Linked DNA regions of Homo sapiens: region 2 is linked to region 1. Evidence: read pairs that join two places in POLR2A ChIA-PET (ENCODE). Cell type or tissue: CD4-positive, alpha-beta T cell. All regions are shown on one strand. Links, peaks and the distances in the headings refer to the core of each region. The heading gives the core; the rest is flanking DNA. Region 1 overlaps RAPGEF6 (Rap guanine nucleotide exchange factor 6). Region 2 overlaps CDC42SE2 (CDC42 small effector 2).

What was found. Peaks named below come from ENCODE experiments on the same cell type or tissue, not always from the same donor. Only the 100,000 strongest peaks of a DNase experiment are listed, where the experiment ranks them.
Region 2: POLR2A ChIA-PET joins it to region 1 with 10 read pairs; 2 of 35 experiments call an interaction of 5 or more read pairs at or near these places.

The regions. Positions count from the first base shown.
Region 1 is chr5:131,508,613-131,520,450 of GRCh38, forward strand. It overlaps RAPGEF6 (Rap guanine nucleotide exchange factor 6), which reads right to left. Exons shown (of 28, transcript NM_016340.6): 8 at 1,702-1,879. Among named protein-coding and RNA genes, the nearest start is that of RAPGEF6, 120 kb to the right of the region's middle. In CD4-positive, alpha-beta T cell, for the core only: CTCF peaks have their summits at 6,447 and 6,646; DNase peaks (open chromatin) are centred at 5,339 and 6,449; H3K4me3 peaks cover 1,353 bases; H3K27ac peaks cover 515 bases.
Region 2 is chr5:131,293,100-131,303,933 of GRCh38, forward strand. The region is part of intron 1 of CDC42SE2 (CDC42 small effector 2); the gene reads left to right. Among named protein-coding and RNA genes, the nearest start is that of CDC42SE2, 34 kb to the left of the region's middle. In CD4-positive, alpha-beta T cell, for the core only: no CTCF peak of the experiment used is centred there; a DNase peak (open chromatin) is centred at 3,322; H3K27ac peaks cover 1,267 bases.

The DNA of each region.
Region 1 (11,838 bases), core at 2,214-10,213:
CAAAAAGTAATTAAAACAGGGATAATAAATGTGAATTCTAGCTCAAGATTTGTCTAACTAACTAGGTAACTCTCTTTAACTAACAAATGTTTATGAGTGCCTCAGGCCACTCCCTGGTATGGATATATGTGTAAGGAAGGTATAAATATAAGAAACACATATAAGCAGTCAGCAAAGAGATTAAGAATAACTATAAGGTGCTATATATCCATAGGACATAGGAATTAGCTATATTTCAATTTTTAAAAAGTTTTATGAAAATAGTATAGTATACAATTCTTTATCAGTAAAATTGCACTTTCAGTTTCTGTCGAGATAACGTTCATAACATAAATCCACACTGCAGGTTATTTAACTGTATTATATCTTTAGAATGGCAAGGAATGTTCAAATACATTGATCTTTACTCACATAAATGATTTTTAATAGTAGCAGCATCTTCTAATTGGAAGGGTAGCTATTATAAAAATGCAATCTAAGAAAAAAATCTTAATTAAATCCTAACAATATATGTTTGACACTAAGTGATCTTTGCATCTTAAAGATAACATTAACATCTTTAGTATCATTCAACTTCCCAACTAAAGTATGGTAACTAGTTCTGTAAAATATTACATAAAAAAATTTATAATGTTTTAAGAGTACACATGGTCAGGCGTGGTGGCTCACACCTGTAATCCCAGCACTTAGGGAGGCCGAGGTGGGCGGATCACAAGGTCAGGAGATCGAGACCATCCTGGCTAACACGTTGAAACCCCATTGCTACTAAAAATACAAAAAATTAGCCAGGCGTGGTGGCGGGCGCCTGTAGTCCCAGCTACTCAGGAGGCTGAGGCAGGAGAATGGCGTGAACCCGGGAGGCGGAGCTTGCAGTGAGCCAAGATTGCGCCACTGCACTCCAGCCTGGGCGACAGAGTGAGACACCGTCTCAAAAAAAAAAATAAGAGTACACACAAAACATACATATATTTAAGCTAGGGAAATAAAAATATAAGGTTTTAAAAAATCTGCAAGTTTTTCAAAAAGCAAATTCACAGACACTGAACATTGTACTATGCTTGTGCTTTAAATGTCTTATAGACATGAAGGGAAAAATCAGTTTAATGCAATCAAAGCTTTTATTTTATATATTGTGGCAGCCAACCTCAAAGATGGCTCACAGTGATCCCTGCCTCCTGATAGTCATGTCCTTGTACAGACCCATTCTATACTGTATCAGAGTTACCTGGTATAACAAACAGAATTTAGCAGAAGTGATGATGCATTACTCTTGAATACAGATAATAAAAAACTGTGGCATTTGCCTTATTCTCCTTTGGATTACTTACTTAGGGGGAAGCCTAAGTTCCCCTTAAGTATGTTGTAAGGACAATTAAGCAGCCTATCAGAGGCCCACATGAGGAACTGAAGGTCATGCACCAAAGGCCATTTGAATAGCTATCTTGGACACAGATTCTACAGCTCAGCCCAGGGAAGACCTGGATGGCTGCAGCCCTGTGTCAATTCTGACAACAACCTCATGGGAGATACCAAGCCAGAACCACTCAGCTAAGGTGCTCCTAAATTTGACTCACAAAAACTCTAAGATAATGGCTTAACACAACACACATTTATTAAGTTTTAGAATAATTTGTTATGCAGAAATAGGTAACCATATAAATTAAGTTACAAATTCTTATTGTGAACACATATATTTCTTACCAATGTCATCATCAGTTTTGTCTGCAGGTTCTTTTTCAAGACATTCTCGAACAAGATCTCGCCCCTGCAATGGATCTGTTCGATCAATCTCTTCATCTTCCTCTTCGTCATCCTCAGAATCAACAGGTCCTTCTGGAAGACGTGTCAAATCTACATCTCCTACCTCACTCTCCGTAGCCTATGAAAAGAAATCTTGATCACTTACCATTTCATGTAAAAAATATTATAAGTCACAGTCTGAATTAATCAAAACTACCCATCCCTACAAAATATAAAAGACTTGGGCAACGCTGGATGCTGCATCAAGAATACAATAAAATGATACTTATTTATAAAAGGTTCTTTCTGCCCCAAATTTAGAGGCTCATCTTTCCACAGTGTGACAACTAGGTGATAAATCAGAATCAGTAAATGTAAAATGGTCAGGAGACTCAAACATCACTAAATGTATTAATATCTGTTTTCCACCCAACACTTGTATTTCCTAAAAGTACTAAGTTTACTAAAACATGAAGTACAGGAAAGAAAAAGTTTACCAACAATCACCTTATGAGTACCTATTAGTCTATGCTGGGTATTGTGAAGAAGATACTGTTCTTTCATCACAGAGACTTAGGCTTAGTAGGGTAGGTAATCATATAAATTAAGAACAGAAGTTTAAAGTAAGGTAAAGAACAGTACTAAAATGCACTAAAATAGACCCATCGTAAAGGACTGAACAAATACTCTTCATTTCCCAATACTTTACTGTAGGATCTAAAAGTGTGCAAAGAGCTGTGATTTTTGAACTCTATAAAATGACCTTATACTTACAACTACAATTTGGAAACATATTAGTCTTACATATTTTAAAGAAACTATAAAATTTTTAAAAACCATATATTAAAAAGTCATTCATAGAAAATAATGAAAATGTCTTTTAGAAGATAAAATGGTACTAAGTAGATTCTTAAAAAATATTTCTAAATATTATACTCACTTGAGTCATCTTGTTAATGAAAAAGCATGGGTATTAAAGGCATTATAGAAAAAATGAGTGAACACACAAGAATTCCCTAATAAGTAGAAAGCACTCAAATATGAATATTAGTGAAGACTACAGAATCTTAATTCATTAAGTATCTCATGTTTTGAACATTTACCCTTTTTTACTGCCAAAAAGATCATCTTTTTTTTTTTTTTTTCTTTTTTTTGAGACAGGTTCTCCCACTGTCACCCAGACTGGAGTGTAGTGGTGTGCACTGCAGATCTCGGCTCACTGCAACCTTGTCCTCCTGGACTCAAGAAATCCTCTCTCCTGAACGCCCTGAATACCTGGGAACACAGGTATGCACCACCCTACCCAACTAATTTTTTAAATATTTGTAGAGACTCGGGGGAGGTTGCTATGCTGCCCAGGCTAGTCTTGAACTCCTGGGCTCATGTGATCCACCCACCTTGGCCTCCCAAAATGCTGGGATTACAGGGTGAGCCACCATGCCCAGCTGATCTTCCTTCTTTTGAGGACTACCTTTCCTCTCCATCTTAAACCCAGAGATTACAGTGGGAAACAGTGCCCTGTTCCCTAGCTATGTAAACTAAGTTAGAAAGAGCTTTTCTCTAGATTTCTGTACACAATTAGATCTGGAAGCAGAGCATCCTTTCTTAACTGGTTGCTAAATTGGAAGAATATGAGAGTAGGCAGCCTATAGCCTCATGGAAACGCCTTCCTGTGGCAGAAGAAAATGAAACCAATAGGCAGGGAAATAGGAAAGGGAATGGGGAGGAGGACACTGAACAAGAGAGTCAAACAAAGACTCAGAGCAACAAAGCAACAGAAACAGAGCATGCAGGGCAGAGAAAGAAAGAGCACAGCATGTGCTGCAAAGAGCATTTGTGACAGAAAGTGTCACAAAGCAAGCAAGCAAGGAAAAATAAGCAAGCCGTACGGAGCCAAAAGACCAGAAACAGGCAGACGGGGCAGACGTACCTGCAAGCATCCAGGTACCCTGAGGCTAGAGTTGCCTCTGCTTTCTCTGGTGGTCAATAAACTAACCTTTTGGCTTTACATTTTTTTTCTTCTTTTTTTTTTTTTTAAAGACAGGGTTTCACTCTGTCACCCAAGTTGTGCAGTGGTATGATCACAGCTCACTGTAGCCTCAGCCTCCCTAGTAGCTAGGACCACAGGCACTGGCCTTTTGGCTTTTGTTAATTCAAGTTAAGGCTCTGACACCTACAACTAGAAGAGTCTGGATCTGTTTCCTAAGACCATGTCTTATACTTCCTTTGGATTTCTGCACAGCTTTAAGTAATAGTCATTTAACAATCTAGACTAAATACTCAAATTGTGATCTTTAAATTAGACAAGCTAGTTCTTAAGGGTCTGCGATTGTCTGAATGTTTGTACCTCCTCAAAATTCTTATTTTGAGTGATGGAATTATGAAGTGGGGCCTTTGGGAAGTGATTAGGTCATGAGAACTCTCACGAATGGGATTAGTATATAAGAAGCCTGAGGGAGCTCATTCTCCCCTTCTACTCTGTGAAGCTACAGTTAGAAGGTACCTCTAACAATCAGAAAGAGGTCTTTTACCAGACACCAAATCTGCTTGCTGGTGCCTTGATCTTTAAACTTTCCAGCCTCAAGAATAGTGAGAAATAAATTTCTGGTGTTTATAAGCTACCCCCCAGTCTACAGTATTTTGTTACAGCAGCCTGAATGGACTAAGACAGGATCATATAGGGGCAACTGTATCTCATGACTGACTAGTACGCTCTGAGTTGTTTACTGGCTATGAAATTACAGGGTTTAAACGGAGTATATTTCTGAATAATACATAGAACCACAAACTTGTTTGCAGGTTATAATCCTTTTTTAAAGACAAGTAGTTTTAAATTTAAATATGTGTACATGCTAAAAAGACTTTCCAAAAACCTTATTTATATACACTGATTTAATCTAAGAAACGACTGGGAAAAAACCTAAAGCAGTATTTTCTACACAATTTAATTTCTCAATATGCAGGAGAGCTCACTCCTAGTATATCCCTTTTCTATTTTATCAATTTTTAAGTGTAATCTGCATTAAAAATTCAGGTTTTTAAATCACTCTGTCTTCATCTTAATCTAAGGTTTTCATCCCCTGACCCAGATTATTTCAATCTGGTCTCATTCCCATATTTTAGATTATGTTGGATAAAAAGATAGATGGCTCACAACATAAAAAGGCAAGATGGAATTTAGTTATATGGACAGTAGAGAAGGCTAATTATCATCTGCATGAGAAGCAAAGACAATTAAGGAGATAGCTCTTTAGGAAGAATGGAAGTCATGGGTTGGGACTGAGAGAAGGCTACTAAAAGAACTTTTTTAGGAACCTTTTAATACCAACTGCAAAGGAAAGAATATAATCTACCCTTACAATTTGTCTTTCTAAGCCAGGCACAATGGCTCCTGCCTGTAATCTCAGCACTTTGGGAGGCTGAGGCATGCAGATCGCTTGAGCCTAGGAGTTTGAGGCCAGCCTGGGCAACACGGAGAAACCCTGTCTCTACAAAAAAATACAAAAATTAGCCGGGTGTGGTGGCATTAGCCGGGTGTGGTGGCACATGCCTGCACTCCCAGCTACTCAGGAGGCTGAGGTGGGAGGATTGCTTAAGCCTTGGAGGCAGAGGCTGCAGTGAGCCGAGATCTTGCTGCTGCACTCCAGCCTGGGTGACAGTGTGAGAACGTGTCTCAAAAACCAAAACCAAAACCCCCCAAAAACCACAACTACCTTTCTTATACCTCTACTTTTTACATAGTAGTATAAAAAGAATAAAATTAGTTAAGAAAATACATTAAACTATTAAAATATTAAGAGTATACATGAGCATAAGGTGATAAAACAGGAATTAAGAATAAAAAATAAGACTGTTCAAAAACATGCTAAGAAATTTAAAGGGATTTTTTTAAACTTAAAATGAATTTTTAAAAATGTAAAGACCAACTCCTTGATTAAACAAAGGAAAGTCAGGTCCTTAAGAGAAAGGTAGATATGATTATGACCACAGGACAAGAAGTCACTGCATGATACTTCTGAAGATGCAGTTCCTGGGCAGAAAGTTTAATTCTATAATAATTAGGTAAGAATTTTTTTCAACGTAATATCCACAATGTTCAGCATACAATAAAAACTTACTACATAAGTGAAGCAGGGAAATGTGACCTATAAACAGGAAACAAACCACTATAAAGAGACTCGATAATGATAGAGATAATGAAAGTAAGAGACAAGAACTTTCAACATTTACTACAAATAAGTTCAAGAATTTAGAAGAAAAACAATTAGAGGAAAAATGGATAATCTCAGTAAGGAGATATAAACTGTAAGAAGAATAAATTTGAAGAAAGGGCAACAAAAGCTACCCAATCTGAAGTAGAGATGAGAAAAAAGCCAAAAAAAAATTAATAAAGCCTTAGAGACTCATATCATAATACCACGAGTGGAAATATGTGGGTCAAAAGACACTCCGTATTCGTGAAGGTAGGGTACACAGAAGACTCATCCCCAGCCTTTCAATTAATTTATCCTAGCACCTGGGACATATCAGACCCTTAATTATGATAAATGAGTTAAGTCCAGGAAAAATATATATATTGGTGATAGGATTAAGACAGCATGAAACTTTTTTCTTTTCCTGACATATGAATGTGTCTCTGTATACATAAATATAATTTGGTGAGGCAGACAGTCTGAGGTGATTTTCTGATGACTCGGCCTTCCCCAAATAAACCACCAGAGGATATCCTTTTCCTGTTTCCATCTAGATAAACATGAAGCTACAATGAAGAGAACTATAGGTTGGAACTAAGAGTTATACAAACTTACAAAAACCACATTTTCAAATTTAGGGCAAGTGTTAAGCCTTAGACTTTCAGTGCCTCTCTTTTCTGTATTCCCATCTTTAGTATTTCATTTAACCTTTTCATGGACCATTTAGTTCTTAGGTCTTCCTGGTCAGGGTTAGAACTCTATGAAGTTAATCTTTCAGTCCAGGTTGACCCATTTCATAACCTCTACAACACGGCAGGCAGGCAAAATCAAGTCTCTTTTGCCCTGGATAATAAAGTTTTAGTTAGCAGAGATCTGCATTTTCCTTGAAGCCAATATTGGTTTCTACTTTCAAATATAATTCAGTGCAAAAAAAGAATTTCTAGAGTACTTCCTAAATGCCAACACTGTGCCTGACTCACCATGGGATACAAATTTAAGACATCAACTCTGCACTCCATAAATTTACTCTGGTGATGAAAAATGTCAAGTTTACAAGTAACTACCAAAAAAAGCAGAGAGAAAAAGTGACATGTCCGAGAGAAAAACTGCTGAGGGATTCCAAGGAAGGAGACATTTCTTCTTGTTGGAAAGACATGGGAGATAACATGAAAATGTCATCTTCATGAAGCTACGGGTAGAAGAGCATGATTAAAACACAAGACTAGGAAAAGGCAGACATGTTCAGGGAATAACGTACATATGTGATGGGGCAGAATCTAGAATGTGTAAGTGGGGGAACAGTAAAATATAAAACTACATTGTAGTTAGAGGTAAAAGGCTTGGAATTTAAAATTAAGAGTGTAATTTAGATAACAGTGAAGAATTAAAGCTTTTTAAATACAAGAGTAATTAAAAATCAGAGCAATTTATTTCAAGTGGGAGTTTAAAAATGATAGTCAAAAGATGATAACAGATTTTGACTAGGACTCAGATGATATCCTTTTTTTTTTTTTTTTTTTTTTTTTTTTTTTTTTTTTTTTTTTTTTTTTTTTTTTTTTCTGTGACGGAGTCTTTCTCTGTCACCCAGGCTGGAGTGCAGTGGTGCGATCTTGGCTCACTGCACCTCTGCCTCCTGGGTTCAAGCGATTCTCTTGCCTCAGCCTCCTGAGTAGCTGGTGCATGCGCCACCGCACGTGGCTACTTTTTTTTGTATTTTTAGTAGAGATGGGGTTTTGCTATGTTAGCCAGGCTGGTCTCAAACTCCTGACCTCAAGTGATCCACCGAACCCAGCCTCAGATGATATTCTTAACAGAAATATTAAAGAAAGGTGTAAGAGAACATGTGGTGACTTGAGTTGACAAAAGAACATACTGGTGAAAACGTGGCACCAGAGTTCTGAAGAGATTGGCACTCCGAGCTGTGCATTAGGAAATCATGTTGCCATAGAGGTGGTAACTGAAGTCTTGGGATTTTTAAGAACACGCTTACTGCCTATATAGAAACTGAAAAGGTAGGTGGTGGATAAATGTGTGTCTGGAGTTGTTTAAGAATGAGTTAACAAAAAGACAACATGCTTTTGTTCAAGAGTCAATATTTCACAGTTTTCCAGCTCATGGAAAAGACTGAAATAAATAGAAAAAGGAATCTAGAAAGAAGTACTCCTTATTCTCTTGAATACTCTTTGAAGATGCAGAAAATATTCTATCTAAGAACACTCTTACACCTTAATGTATACTTTAAAATTTTAATCTATGCTGATTAGAAACACATTCACACTGGAATCATTGATTTGCCTTTTTTTCCCTCCACACTATAGTACATGCTATATTTTGAAGTTTCTTTGAGGGCCAAGGGCTTTTATTTTTAGACCAGAAGACATGAAAACTCTCAAGAAGGAAATGCATAGAAGTGTAGCCACACATTTGGCCATATAAAACAGTGTAAACAGTTTTCCTGTTAAGAACTGCTGTCAGGAAAACCAAATCCCGCATGTTCTTACTTATAAGTGGGCGCTAACAATTGGGTACACATGGACCTAAAGATAGGAACACCAGACACTGGGGTCTATTAGGGCAGGGAGAGAGGGGCAAGGGCTGAAAAACCACCGAATGGGTATTATGCTCACTATCTGGGTGATGGGATCATTCGAACCCCAAACACTCAGCACCACGCAATATACTATGTAAGAAATCTGCACATGTACCCCCCTGCATCTAAAATAAAAGTTGAAATTATTTTTAAAAATTGGGGAGACATCCATTTTTCTGGATAAGAAGACTCCACGTTAGAAAAAAATGCCCAAATTAATCTATATATAGTCTTCTGCCCCACAAAAAAAGCTGGATTTCACTTGAAACGTTTCTAAATTTCTAGAAGAATAAAAGCAGAAACACTAAAAAAAAATTGCTGTTAGGATATCTTCCCCTCAACTGTCCAAATTAAAAATACTTCTATCATTTCACAAGGCTTTTCTTATGGTGTTAAAGGCTAGGTGTTCACTTAAAAAATCTCTCAAATGCTAAAATTCAAATAACTAGACAAATCACTTCAGCTATCCCAGGCTAAGATACATACATTGGCAATGTACACCTGTAACTAAGGGGTATATTCATAGCTCCAAAAGGGAATCTAAAGGCAGCCTAAGGTGAAAGGAAAGATCAAGGGTCCAGTACTGATATTTAATTCTTCTCCTTGTTTATTCCCGAGGATCTGATTGGAAACATTCGCGCATGTACACACACACACACACACACACACACACACACACACACACACAAAATTTAGTTAGACATTTCTCTTACCCATGGATTAAAATTATAGAAATCTTGTACTTTGGAGGGTATATCTTATCAATCTATTATAATTCTGTGTTTATTCCTTTTACTCTCCTTTAAATATTTTCCAATTTTTTTTTCAACTTTTAACTATACAATCTATTTACGTCCTCCTTAATATTTGTTAAATAAATAAAAATGTTCGTTTAAGAAACATAATAAAAACTACCCACAAACCCACCACTAGTAGAAAAACACTGTTACTAACTGGTGTTCTTGAACTCGGATTTACATTCTGTATCTACAAGTATAACATATTTAAGTATACAGGTATATATATTTATTTAACGAAATATAAATAAAATGTTAAAAATACCTACTTATCTCATAGATATGATATATAAGATTTTATACATATGAGATATAAAAAATATATAAGTATGTAGGTGTATATTTTTATGATTTTGATTTTTTTCCTTTTGTGTTTATCTTTATTGGCTTCTTTTTATTTTGGCGTTTATGCTGTTTCTATCTTTTGGCTATGGTCCTAAAGTTAACTGTTATGTCAGAGTTTGAAATTTTTTTTTTTTTTGGAGACGGAGTTTCACTCTTGTTGCCCAGGCTGGAGTGCAATGGCGTGATCTTGGGTCACCGCAACCTCCGCCTCCTGGGTTCAAGTGATTCTCCTGCCTCAGCCTCCTGAGTAGCTGGGATTACAGGCATGCTCCATCACCCCAGCTAATTTTTTATTTTTAGTAGAGAGAGGGTTTCTCCATGTTGATCAGGCTGGTCTTGAACTCCCGACCTCAGGTGATCCGCCCACCTCTGCCTCCCAAAGTGCTGGGACTGCAGGCTTGAGCCACTGTGCCCAGCAGCAGAGTTTGAAAATTTTTATCTTCTTTGACTACTCTTAAAAAATTTTATCTTAGGTTTTATATATTTGATGTTAACATTATTATAAGTTTCTTCTTTAAATTTCTTCATTCCTATTTTGGTTCTAGAGTTTTATCTTATTTATTTTATCTTTATTCCTTTTATCTTTTCATGCTCTCTAAATTCATTCCCACTTTTATTGGTTAATTTATAAGTTTCATTGCATCATATTTTTTTAAACTATATGATTCCATTTATATGACCTTCTGGAAAAGGCAAAACTATAAGGTCAGAAAAGAGATTGGTGGTTGCCAGGGCATAGGATAGGGGTCAGGAGAAGGTACTTGACTGCAAAGGGTCATATGGATACTTTCTGAGGTGATGGAAATATTCTACATATTGATATAGGCTATGCCATGGTCCTGCAATAGAACACCTCCAACCAACACCAGCAGGTGTACTCCAGTCTCATCCTCAGGTTGTCCAGCTAAAAGGGGAGTAATCTGCAGGTGCTAATATAAGTGCAATGCTCCTATAGGAGCTCCTGTAGTATCTTTGCAAAGATGTAGGGACCAACTGTGTACAGTCCATCTTCTAGTTCACAATAAAGCATTGGTCTTTCCAAGTGACCTTGAATCTTAATCTGTGCACTATCCTGGCTTAGAGATGTGGATATCCCAGTGATACCAGGTTCTTATAGTTTTTCTTGTCTTTTCTTCTTTTTTGAGACAGAGTCTTGCTCTGTCGGCCAGGCTGGAGTGCAGTGGCATGCTCTTGGCTTGCTGCAACCTCCGCCTCCTGGGCTCAAGCAATTCTCCTTACTCAGCCTCCCAAGTAGCTGAGATTACAGATGTGTGCCACCACGCCCAGCTAATTTTTGAATTTTTCGTAGAGACAGGGTTTCACCATGTTGGTCATGCTGGTCTTGAACTCCTAACCTCAGGTAATCCGCCCGCCTAGGCCTCCCATCCTATAGTTTTTCAACACTAAACCTCTGTGTATAGTCTTAGAAAAGTCCAGATATTCTCACATGTCCTGAGAGAAATCTACAGCCACATCCCTGAATTTCACTGATCCAGGGTCAATCTTCCTCAGTGTTTTCTTCTGGAAAAACACAGTCTACTTTGATTTTTAGGTGTGCAACAATTCTTCTTTCACAAGATAATTCTTTTGGGGAGGGGCAGAAAGCATGAAGCCCAATAGGTACACAAGTACTAAGTGGTGCCAGAGCTATTGTATTAACTTGTTTCATCTCTCTTTTAATTCTTTGTTCTCTCTACTATAAAATGGAGAACAGGGAAAAATTCCTTGTTCTGTATACTGTAAAAAGCAAACAGGGAGATATAGATGACCACAGCAATTACCTTTGTTGAGAAAAGCCACATATAAACCAAAAAATGGGTATTGTCTTTGTTCCATTTTGCATCTGCCTACAAACTTCCCTGAATAGAAGAAGGCTATTTTCCTAAAATATCTCAATCTGGGTAACTTTGTAGAACCAGTCTAAAATGCTTTCCTCAGACAATGATACTATTTCTACAATTCTTAGTATATGGTAGCCACTAGCCGTATGTGGTTATTAGGCACTTAAAACATGGCTAGTCCAAATTGAGATGTGCTGTAACTTTAAATTAAACTCTGTTTTTTGATGACTTAATATGCAAAAGTAATGTAAGGTAACTCATGCATAATGTTAAAACATTAAATACATGTTGTAATTATAGTATTTGGTTATACTGCACTAAATAAAATATAT
Region 2 (10,834 bases), core at 956-8,955, 220 kb before region 1:
CCCTCAAATTCATATGTTGAAATTCTAACCCGCAACGTGATGGTAATAGGAGGTGAGGCCTTTGAGAGATGATTAGGCCCTCATGAATGGGATTAGTGCTCTTGTAAAAGAGACCCCAGAGAGTTAGCTCTACCCTTCTACCATGTGAAGATACAGTGAGAAGGTACCGTCTAAGAGAAAGTGGGCCCTCAGCCGGGCACGGTGGCTCACGTCTGTAATCCCAGCACTTTGGGAGGCCAAGGCAGGCAGATCACCTGAGGTCAGGAGTTCAGGACTAGCCTGCCCAACATGGTGAAACCCTGTTTCTACTAAAAATACAAAAATTAGCTGGACGTGGTGGCGGGTGCCTGTAATCCCGGTTACCGGGGCGGCTGAGGCAGGAGAATCGCTTGAACCCGGGAGGCGGAGGTTGCAGTGAGTGGAGATCAGGCCACTGCACTCTAGCCTGGGTGACGAGAGCAAAACTCCGTCTCAAAAAAAAAAAAAAAAAAAGTGGGCCCTCACCAGACTCTGAATCCACCAGTGCCTTGATCTTGGACTTCCCAGCTTCCACAACTATGAGAAACAAATTTTCATTGTGTATAGGCTACCTAGTTTATGGTATTTTGTTATAGCAGCCTGAACAGGCTAAGACAAGTAAGAACTTACTTTTCTTATGTTCTTTATTTTTCTGTAAAGTATTACCTTCTCCCCTTCCCAATGAACAGTTTGTCAACAGTCATTTTACTTTTAGGCCCTGGTGTGCCAGGTCCTGACTGAAATACAGACTGATCGCTCTGCCATAGAGTGACGCAACTTACTGCGTGTCTTAACTCCTTATAAAGGCAACTGGGACAAATTCGATATGTATTGGCTGCTTTAAGATAAGCTAGTTGGCATTTCAGGACCCCCTGTATTTACTGGAAGTAATGTCACACTGAGCCACTCTTCTGGTGAAAATGTACAGCTGGTAGAAGAAATTGTGTGTTAATGATATTGTCAATGCAGGAGGGCCACTACATACAAGGATGCAGAGTCAAGTATACACTGTTTGAAAAGTACGCACAATATTGAGAAAGACCAGAAAACATTATCTTTAAGCGGATAGGCTGAATTAAATTGGGAATTCCTGGCTTCACAGAGTATATCCAATCTGATATACTCTGTGATCCAAATCTGGATCACACAAAAATATAATAATTTTATTTGACATAATATAGAAAATTAATACAAGATAAAGAGGACAAATTACTCATCAGTTTGGGAACTGTGACTTACTTTGCCTTGAAGGAAAGGTATGTTGTCCCTTTTCTGGGATCAAATAAAACCATTCAATTATTGAATAAATACTGCGCACTAGCTATTTGCCAGACACTCAGATACTAGGGATTTAGTTTCGAATGAAAGAGACAAAAGTTCTTGTGTTTATGGAGCCCTACATTCTAGTTGATGTAGACAAGCAACAAATGAGTGAAATATATAGAATGCCAGATAACTTAAAAAAGTACTATGAGGAAAAATAAAGCATGGGAGGGAGATGGTGACTACTAGGGTAGGGAACAGGAGATTGCAGTTATAAATAGGATGGCAAAGAAAGAGTTCAGTGAAAGGATAATAAAAAGCCAGTACATGGCCGGGCGTGGTGGCTCACGCCTGTAATTCCAGCCCTTTGGGAGGCTGAGGCGGGCAGATCACTTGAGGTCAGGAGTTCGAGACCAGCCTGGCCAACATGGCAGAACTCCGTCTCTACTAAAAATAGAAAAATTAGGCTGGGTGCAGTGGTTCACACCTGTAGTCCCAGCACTTTGGGAGGCCGAGGTGGGCGGGTCATGAGGTCAGGAGATCAAGACCATCCTGGCTAACATGGTGAAACCCTGTCTATACTAGAAATACAAAAAATTAGCCAGGCGTGATGGCATGCACCTGTAGTCCCAGCTACTCGGGAGGCTGAAGCAGGACAATCGCTTGAACCTGGGAGGCGGAGGTTGCAGTGAGCCGAGATCATGCCACTGCGCTCCATTCTGGGTGGCAGAGTGAGACTAAGTCTCAAAAAAAAAAAATAGGCATGGAGGTGGGCACCTGTAATCCTAGCTACTTGGGAGACTGAGGCATGAGAATCACTTGAACCCAGGAGGTGGAGGTTGCAGTAAGCTGAGTTGATGCCATTGCACTCCAGCCTGGGTGACAGATTGAGACTTTGAAAAAAAAAAAACCAAACCAAAACAAAAAACCAAAACAACAAAAAAAGATAGCTATTACAGCATCATCGTGATAAAGATAAGTATTGGCAGTGACCTTAATGTCTATCTGTAGAGGATTGGTTAAATATATTATGGTGCATCCATATAATGGAATATTGTACTGCAAATGAAAAACAAGTTCTACATATACAGAATGGTCTCCAAGACACATGTGAAGTGGTTAACAAAAGGTTCAGAATGTGTAGAGTATGCTACCATTTAAATGCGTCACATACATAAGTATATATAGTATTTTTATAAATGCATGGAATCTTACTGGAAAAACATAGAATAAACTAGTAATAATGTTTCTCTCTGGAGCGGGGAACAGGATGATTTGTGGACAGAAGAGTGAGGGTGAAACACTTTTTTTTTTTTTTTTGAGACAGAGTCTTGCTCTGTCACCCAGGCTGGAGTGCAGTGGCACGATCTCGGCTCACTGCAAGCTCCACCTCCCGGGTTCACGCCATTCTCCTGCCTCAGCCTCCCAAGTAGCTGGGACTACAGGCGCCCGCCACCGTGCCCGGCTAAGTTTTTGTATTTTGTTTAGTAGAGATGGTGTTTCACCGTGTTAGCCAGGGTGGTCTCGACCTCCTGACCTCATGATCTGCCTGCCTCAGCCTCCCAAAGTGCTGGGATTACAGGCGTGAGCCACCGCACCCGGCCAACACATTTCTTTTTATCCAGTTTTACTATGGGTATGTACTATCTGGTCAAAATATGTACAATATAAAATACGAACACGACTGTCCTGTAACACATGGGAAAACAGACACACTTTTATTAAACTTGGTGGCCTAGATAACTGTCTAGCCTAGATACTGAATAAGTGGGATATTTAATAGAAACGTGGATTCCGTTTTGATGAGCTGGAGACCATGTAGACAGTGACCACACTGAAGCAAGGCCAAAATCCTGTTTTGATTGGGTAATGGATTATAGTGAACATGATTATAACACTTAGATTTGTGTGACTTTTTTTGCTCTCCTCATCAAATGGAGGCTGTATTCATTTCCTGGGTTTGCCACAACAAGGTATCACAAACTAGGTGGCTTAAGACAACAGAAATGTGTTGTCTCACAGTTCTGAAGGTTAGAAGTCCAAAATCAGGGTGTCAACAGCGCTGTGTTCCCCATGAAACCTGGAGGGGAAACCTTTCTTGCTTTACCTTAGCTTCAGATGGTTTGCTGGCAGTCGTTGGCTTGCAGCTGCTTTACTCCAGTCTCTTGCCTTTGTCATCACATGGCCTTCTCCTTCTGTGTCTCTGTTTTCATACTGTTGGCTTCTTAAAAGGACAACAATCATATTGGATTAGGGGCCCACTCTACTCCAGTATGATCTCATTTTAACTAGTAACATCTGCAACGTAAGGTCACATTCAGAGGTACTGGGGGGGTTAGGATTTCAACATATCTTTTTGGGAGAGGAGTGGGCAAATTCAACCCATAACAGAGGCTTTACAGTTTGATTATGTTGCTTCTCTATAGTAGTCTTTCATATATGAAAATGTGTTTTGTAAAGTTGTATGGAAACATAATGTTTTGCAAGTTCTTTTTCTTTCTTTCTTTCTTTTTTTTATTGAAGATTATTATAAAAGATTTCCTTGTGGGGAGAAAAGACCACTCCACCTCTCTTAATAACTCCAACCTAAGATTGCAGCATATTTATTAAAACTAAAATTTTGATGAAAGTAGAATGTTTTCTCTAAGTTGTAAAATAAAAGTATGGAGATATAAATAGTAGTGAGTTAAAGATGACAGTAACTAATTTAGACATTTTTTGTGCTTTTTATAAAAGTCATAGGAAAAGGATGACTTCAGATTAAATACTTTATATTCTTTTTTTTTTTTTTTTGCATTTTTGTTCTTTCTCGTGCAAAAATGGCTTCTTTCCAGATCACTTTGACCTGAAGATACAATAAAATATGACAGCAGAGAGAATGAGGCTGTTATTTAGTTCCATTCTTCTCCATTGTTTTTCTTGTACCCATAACTGTTATAATTACATAAGGCGTTAAGAAACCTTTAACTCTTTCTCATCTTTCCCTCTTTCTCATGTATACATGAGAAAACAAATATTTGTTAGTGTACAAAGTCTTTTTAAAAGTTACTGCATCCTGGCCGGGTGCGGTGGCTCACCCCTGTAATCCCAGCACTTTGGGAGGCCGAGGCGGGTGGATCACGAGGTCAGGAGATCGAGACCATCCTGGCTAACATGATGAAACCTCGTCTCTACTAAAAATACAAAAAAACTAGCTGGGCGTGGTGGCGGGTGCCTGTAGTCCCAGCTACTTGGGAGGCTGAGGCAGGAGAATGGCGTGAACCCGGGAGGCGGAGCTTGCAGTGAGTCAAGATTGTGCCACTGCACTCCAGCCTGGGTGACAGAGCAAGACTCCATTTCAAAAATAAATAAATAAATAAGTAAATAAAAATTAAAAATTATAAAAATTATAAAAGTTACCACATCCTAAAAAAGCCTTTTTGATGTCATTTTACCCTTTGAGAAATAATCGATCGACAAATCAGCATCTTGGTTTCTTTTGGCTTTTCACACAGGGTCAAATAAAAACTAGGAGACTCTCCCTATTTCCAATCTTAATGACAGTTTTTCATTTTTTTCTTTAAAAAGTTAATACACGAAAACGTAATGTATTTAGCTATTTTTATGAGTAGTTTCACTGAGTTATTTGTAAAATAGGCAGTTAAATCTAATTTTTTAGGAAGTTATGCTTCCTGTTAGAGTGGGTTAGAGTAATGTGCTTTCATTCAGCTGCTGTCTAGTCATCTTTAAATTTTTTTTTTTTTTTGAGTTTTACTCTTGTTGCCCAGGCTGGAGTGCAATGGAAAAATCTCGGCTCAGCGCAACCTCTGCCTCCTGGGTTCAAGCGGTTCTCCTGCCTCAGCCTCCTGAGTAGTTGGGATTACAGGCAGGCACCACCATGCCTGGCTAATTTTTATTTTTTTTTTAAGTAGAGATGGGGTTTCTCCATGTTGGTGAGTCTGGTCTTGAACTCCCGAACTCAGGTGATCCGATCTCAGGTGATCCACCCGCCTTGGCCTCCCAATGTGCTCGGATTACAGGCATGAGCCACCGCGCCCGGCATCTTTAAAATATTTTATGAATTTAGGTACCATAGAATCTTAGAATTGATTTGAACTGTGGATATTATTTAGTATGACGTCACAAATATAGGAATTCTTTTAGGGTCCCTGATACTTAACCTCTAGTGACTGTGAATTCACCACTTTCTAGGCATCCCAGTATCTTTTTGGGGGCAGTTAGACTTGTAGATAGTTCTTTCTTTTTTTTAAACCAAAAATTGCCTTCCTGAAACTTCTGCATAGTGGCTTTGTTACCACCATCTTTGGTACCCCATAACAAGTTGGCTTCCTCTTTCCCATGCTATGCTAAGACCTACAAATCTTTGAAGGCTGTCATATCTTCCCCTTGTGCTTTTTGCTAAGCTAAATCTGACACCCAGAATTGAATGCCATTTTGCCACATTTCTGAATCTGAAATTCTGGGACTAAGTTTCTCCCATTATTTGGAGGTGCAGCCAGGATTAATAACCTCTGTAATATAAATGCCCTGAAAGGAAGGTACAAGGTATATTGGAAGAGGGCCTGAATAGACTTGGGGGATTGGGGAATGATTCCTGAAGGAAATGATAGCCATATCAAGTTCTGAAGAGTATGCCAGACAGAAAGAAGTGAACAGTAAGTGTGATGTCCTGTAGGCAACAGAAAGAAATTGAGAATGGTTGGATGGCACAGTCATGGGGTATCAAATGGAAGAGGTAGTAAATGAGGTTGAAGAGAAATGTGGGGACCAAATGGTAAAGGCCCTGAGAAGTCATACGAGGAGACTTTCCTGAGGATAATAGTCATTAAAGGGGGTTTTACGTCAGGAATAACATGATCAGACATTCATTTTAGAAGTATCATTCTAGCCAAAATGGGGAACAAATTGGAGGGACTAAGAGTGGTTACCAGGGGTCAGTTAGCAGCTATTATGGTATTCGTTGAGAGATGATGGTGGTGCCTAGAACTCTACTGGTGACTTAGTGTTGGGGAGAAACAGATTGGACAAATAGAACATGGCCGTTTGGCTGTGGGGGATGAGATGGAAAGGCAAAAGTTAAGGATAACATGCTTGTTTCTGGCTTCGTAAACTGGGTAGATGAGAGGGAATTTAATGAAAATAAATTGAATAGGATTGGGGTGGGTAATGGTAAGAAAGAAGCAGAGTTGAGTTAAGAAGCAGGGTTCAGTAAAGTTTGAAGCAGAGGTAGCACATCCTGTGGAGCTGCACTACATGCAGCTGGGTGTGAGGCTAAATTAAAAGACAACTAGGCTGGAGAGCTTTGGGCTGGAGACAGCTGTGGGCTGGAAATGTAGATTTGGCGATCAGCATTGATGCTAATCGAACTCAGGGGAGTGATTGAAATAACCTAGGGGAGCATTTGTAGAGTGAAAGATGAGGGCATAGGACAAAACCCTTAAGAACTATTAATGTAATGTTAGTTTTTGAGCCTTTGGTATTTTGACTGGATTGTCTGAGAACCAGCAAAAAGGAGGGAATCAGGGCTGTTCTGATATAGGTATTTAGTAGAAACCCACCTAAATTATTTGATTCGAAGAGTAAAGTTCTCAAATGGTCTATCCTACCCAGCCTGTCACAGTATCTGACATTTATGCTGTTAGTTTCTCTACTTTGGCTTAAGGTGTTGTCTCTCTTGGAGTTTCCTGTTAAAGTGTTGTTATCCTTAGAGAACTAGAATATTAATCCCATTGTTGGTGATCGTGGTAGTGTTTTTAGGGTCACTAGCTTTTATTCTGGAATTCAGTGAAAGGATGGATGGGAATTTGAGAAAAATAAGATTTGAAAAACATGCCATTACTGAGGAGTTTAGGACCACAGAACCTGGACTTGCAGCATTGAGGTTGCCAAGCACCTGGATAAGGGGAGTGAGAACAAGTGAGAGCAAGAGAGAGGTTGGAAAAGGGGGACAGTGAGTTGGATAAGAAAGAGAAAATGTCACTAAAAAGGGAATAAGAGAACAAAGAACTAAATAAAGGAAAAATCTTGACAGTATTTTAGTTATAAATTAGGGTGACCATATAATTTATCATCGAAACTGGAACATATCAAGATAGAGAATGGCCATTAATAATTATGTTGTAGGCCTGGCGCAGTGGCTCACGCCTGTAATCCCAGCACTTTGGGAGGCCGAGGCGGGCGGATCATGAGGTCAGGAGATTGAGACCATCCTGGCTTACACATTGAAACCTGTCTCTACTAAAAATACAAAAAATTAGCCAGGCGTGGTGGCGGGTGCCTGTAGTCCCAGCTCCTCGGGAGGCTGAGGCAGGAGAATGGCGTGAACCTGGGAGGTGGAGCTTGCTGTGAGCCGAGATCGCGCCACTGCACTCCAGCCTGGGTGACAGAGCGAGACTCCGTCTCAAAAAAAAAAAAAAAAAATTATGTTTAAAAATTGGCATAAATTGTGACTATCACAAGCAAAGAAGGATGAATGGTCATTCTAGTTATAATGTGCATATTGCATAATAAAATAGTTTCCGTTTTTTAGCTATGATATGTCAAGCATTGTAATAAGTAAACACTTTATACATCTTACTACATTCTTACAATAATTCTCTGAGGTGGCATTGTCTTCGTTTTATAGTTAGTGAAACCAAATCTCAGGGAGGTAACCTCCCAACAATTCTCTGTGGCAGTCAGAATTGGAAACTATATTTATTTGACCATACACAAAATACACATAAACTCTTAAATACTGTATTGTACACTACCGTTGCTGTGGGTGTGTATATGTGTTTTAAAATGTCCTCTGAGACTGGCAAGGGTAGGGGGAAGAAGGAGAGAGGAGAGATGGGGTTAAAGGACACAAAATTACAACTAGATAGGAGGAATACGTTCTAGTGTTCTATGGCCCGGGAGGATGACTATAGTTAATAACATATAGCTTCAAATAGCTAAAAGGAGAATTATTGAATGTTCCCAACACAAAGAAATGATAAATGTTTGAAATGGTGGGTATGCCAATTACCCCGACCACTATACATTTTATTTACTGAAACATCACTATGTACCCCATAAATATGTAGAATTATATTTCAATTAAAAAATTTTAAAAGGGCTGGGTGCGGTGGCTCATGTCTGTAATCCCAGCACTTTGGGAGGCCGAGGCAGGCAGATCACGAGGTCAGGAGTTCGAGACCAGCCTGATCAACATGGTGATACCCTGTCTCTACTAAAAATATAAAAATTAGCCGGGCGTGGTGGCGCGTGCCTGTAATTCCAGCTACTCGGGAGGCTGAGGCAGGAGAATCACTTGAACCTGGGAGATGGAGGTTGCAGTGAGCCAAGATCACGCCACTGCACTCTAGTTTGGGAGACAGAGCAAGACTCCGTCTCAAAAAAAAAAAAAAATTAAAAAAGTTAAAAGTCCTCTGACTAAAAAACAACTCTGACTTGCTAATTGCTAGCATAATGTATCATCATAATATTAAGCCCCCTTCCCTTTCTGATACCCCTATTTTTTGAGGCATGGAGAGAGGGGAATAACCTGTCTGAAATCAGTACACTTAGTAAGTGGCAGAGCCAGATTTCAAACCCTGAAGACAGTTTGATAGCAGCACCTCCTTTTTCTTTTTTTATCTTATTTTATTTTATTTTGTTTTTGAGACAGGGTCTTACTCTCTTGCCCAGACTGCAATGCGGTGACGAGATCTTGGCTCACTGCAACCTCTGCCTCCCCGGCTCAAGCGATTCTCCTGCCTCAGCCTCCTAAGTAGCTGGGATTACAGGCACGCGCCACTACTGCCCGGCTAAGTTTTGGTTGCTTTTTTTTTTTGAGACGGAGTTTTGCTTTTGTTGCCCAGGCTGGAGTGCAATGGTGCGATGTCAGCTCACTGCAACCTCCGCCTCCCGGGTTCAAGAGATTCTCCTGCCTCAGCCTCCCCAGTAGCTGGGATTATAGGCATGCACCACCACGCCTGGCTATTTTTGTATTTTTAGTAGAAACAGGGTTTCTCCATGTTGGTGAGGCTGGTCACGAACTCCCGACCTCGGGTGATCCGCCTGCCTCGGCCTCCCAAAGTGCCAGGATTACAGGTGTGAGCCACCGTGCCCAGCCTAATTTTTGTGTTTTTAATAGAGACGGGGGTTTCACCATGTTGGCCGGGCTGGTCTTGAACTCCTGACCTCAAGTGATCCACCCACCTCAGCCTCCCGAAGTTCTGGGATTACAGGCCTGAGCCACCGTGTCCAACCAGCACCTCTTTTCTTAACTGCTATTCTATACTGCCTCCTTCAGCCATATTCTTTGTCTGGACATGTTTTCATTTCTCTTAGGAGTGGGTTTGTTGGGGAGCATGGTAAATGTATATATACCTTTATAAGAAAGTTGCGAAATTATTTACAAAGTGGTTGTATCATTATGACTTACCAGGAGTAGTCCGTTTTTGTTGCCTCATGACTCTTTTTTTTTTTTTTAAGACAAGCAGATTCTGAAATTCCAGCAATTAGAAATAGCTTCTTTCCCCTTTAACGTTTTTGCCTCATTTACACCTACCCTCACCTGTACCCACTTCTGTAACTCAACTACATCTTACACTTTTATGGTCTTGGAATGTTAACAGCACCAGCAAATAATAGCAAGAATCAAACAAAAATGTGTTGAGTCTTAGTGTCGCCACTGGCTACATTATTGCCCAGATGACTTTTCACTTAAACTGTTTAAGTGAATGATTATATGCATTTCTTTACAGTGTATTCACAGAGGAAATAAATGACAGTGATTTATTGCAGTGCTAATAGACATTGTACTAATTAAGTGATTTTAAGTCAAGTTTCTTTACCTTTCTGGGCCTGTAAAGTGAGGAAATTGAACTAGATTTCTTACAGGTCTATATTTGTCCCTGACAGATCTGTATTTCTTTGAGAAGAAGAAAGGAATTGGTATTTGACATTAAATGATCATGCATAAAAATGGGACATATATTTAAGTACTTATTTTTCATTCAATGTCAGAGTGATTTAATAGGGTCAAGGCCTGATAATTTAAGCTACTGTTTCTTGAGGAAAAGTGGAAAGTACTCAAAATGTTACTGGAAGACCTATGCCTTTGGCTTCTTGTAGTTTATCAGCTGAAATTTAAGACTTTTGAATTGTAGTGGATTGGGCACTTAAAAATCGATTTTATTTTTAACTTATAAGAAGATCTGAGGTTTGGAAGGAATCTTAAATAAAGTTTGTCTAAATCATCTATCAGTAGGACTTTTGAATCATGATCCTAACATCCTGACCTCTGATAACAGATACCCTAAGGCAGGACATTCCACTTTTAGGCAGCAGTGACAACAGAAAGATGTACTAATAGGTAGAACATACAGCCTGTACTCATTCATTGGAGTTGTGCCATTTGGGATGATGCAAAACTAGCATAATTTTTCTTTGTGACTGCCCTAAAAGTATTTAGACACAGCATGGATAACTTAATTTCTTTAAAAATGCATTCTTGTCTTCATAGCAATATGATGGAACTGAGACTGATTATCTTGGAGACTAGAAATCTCTGCATAGAGATGGA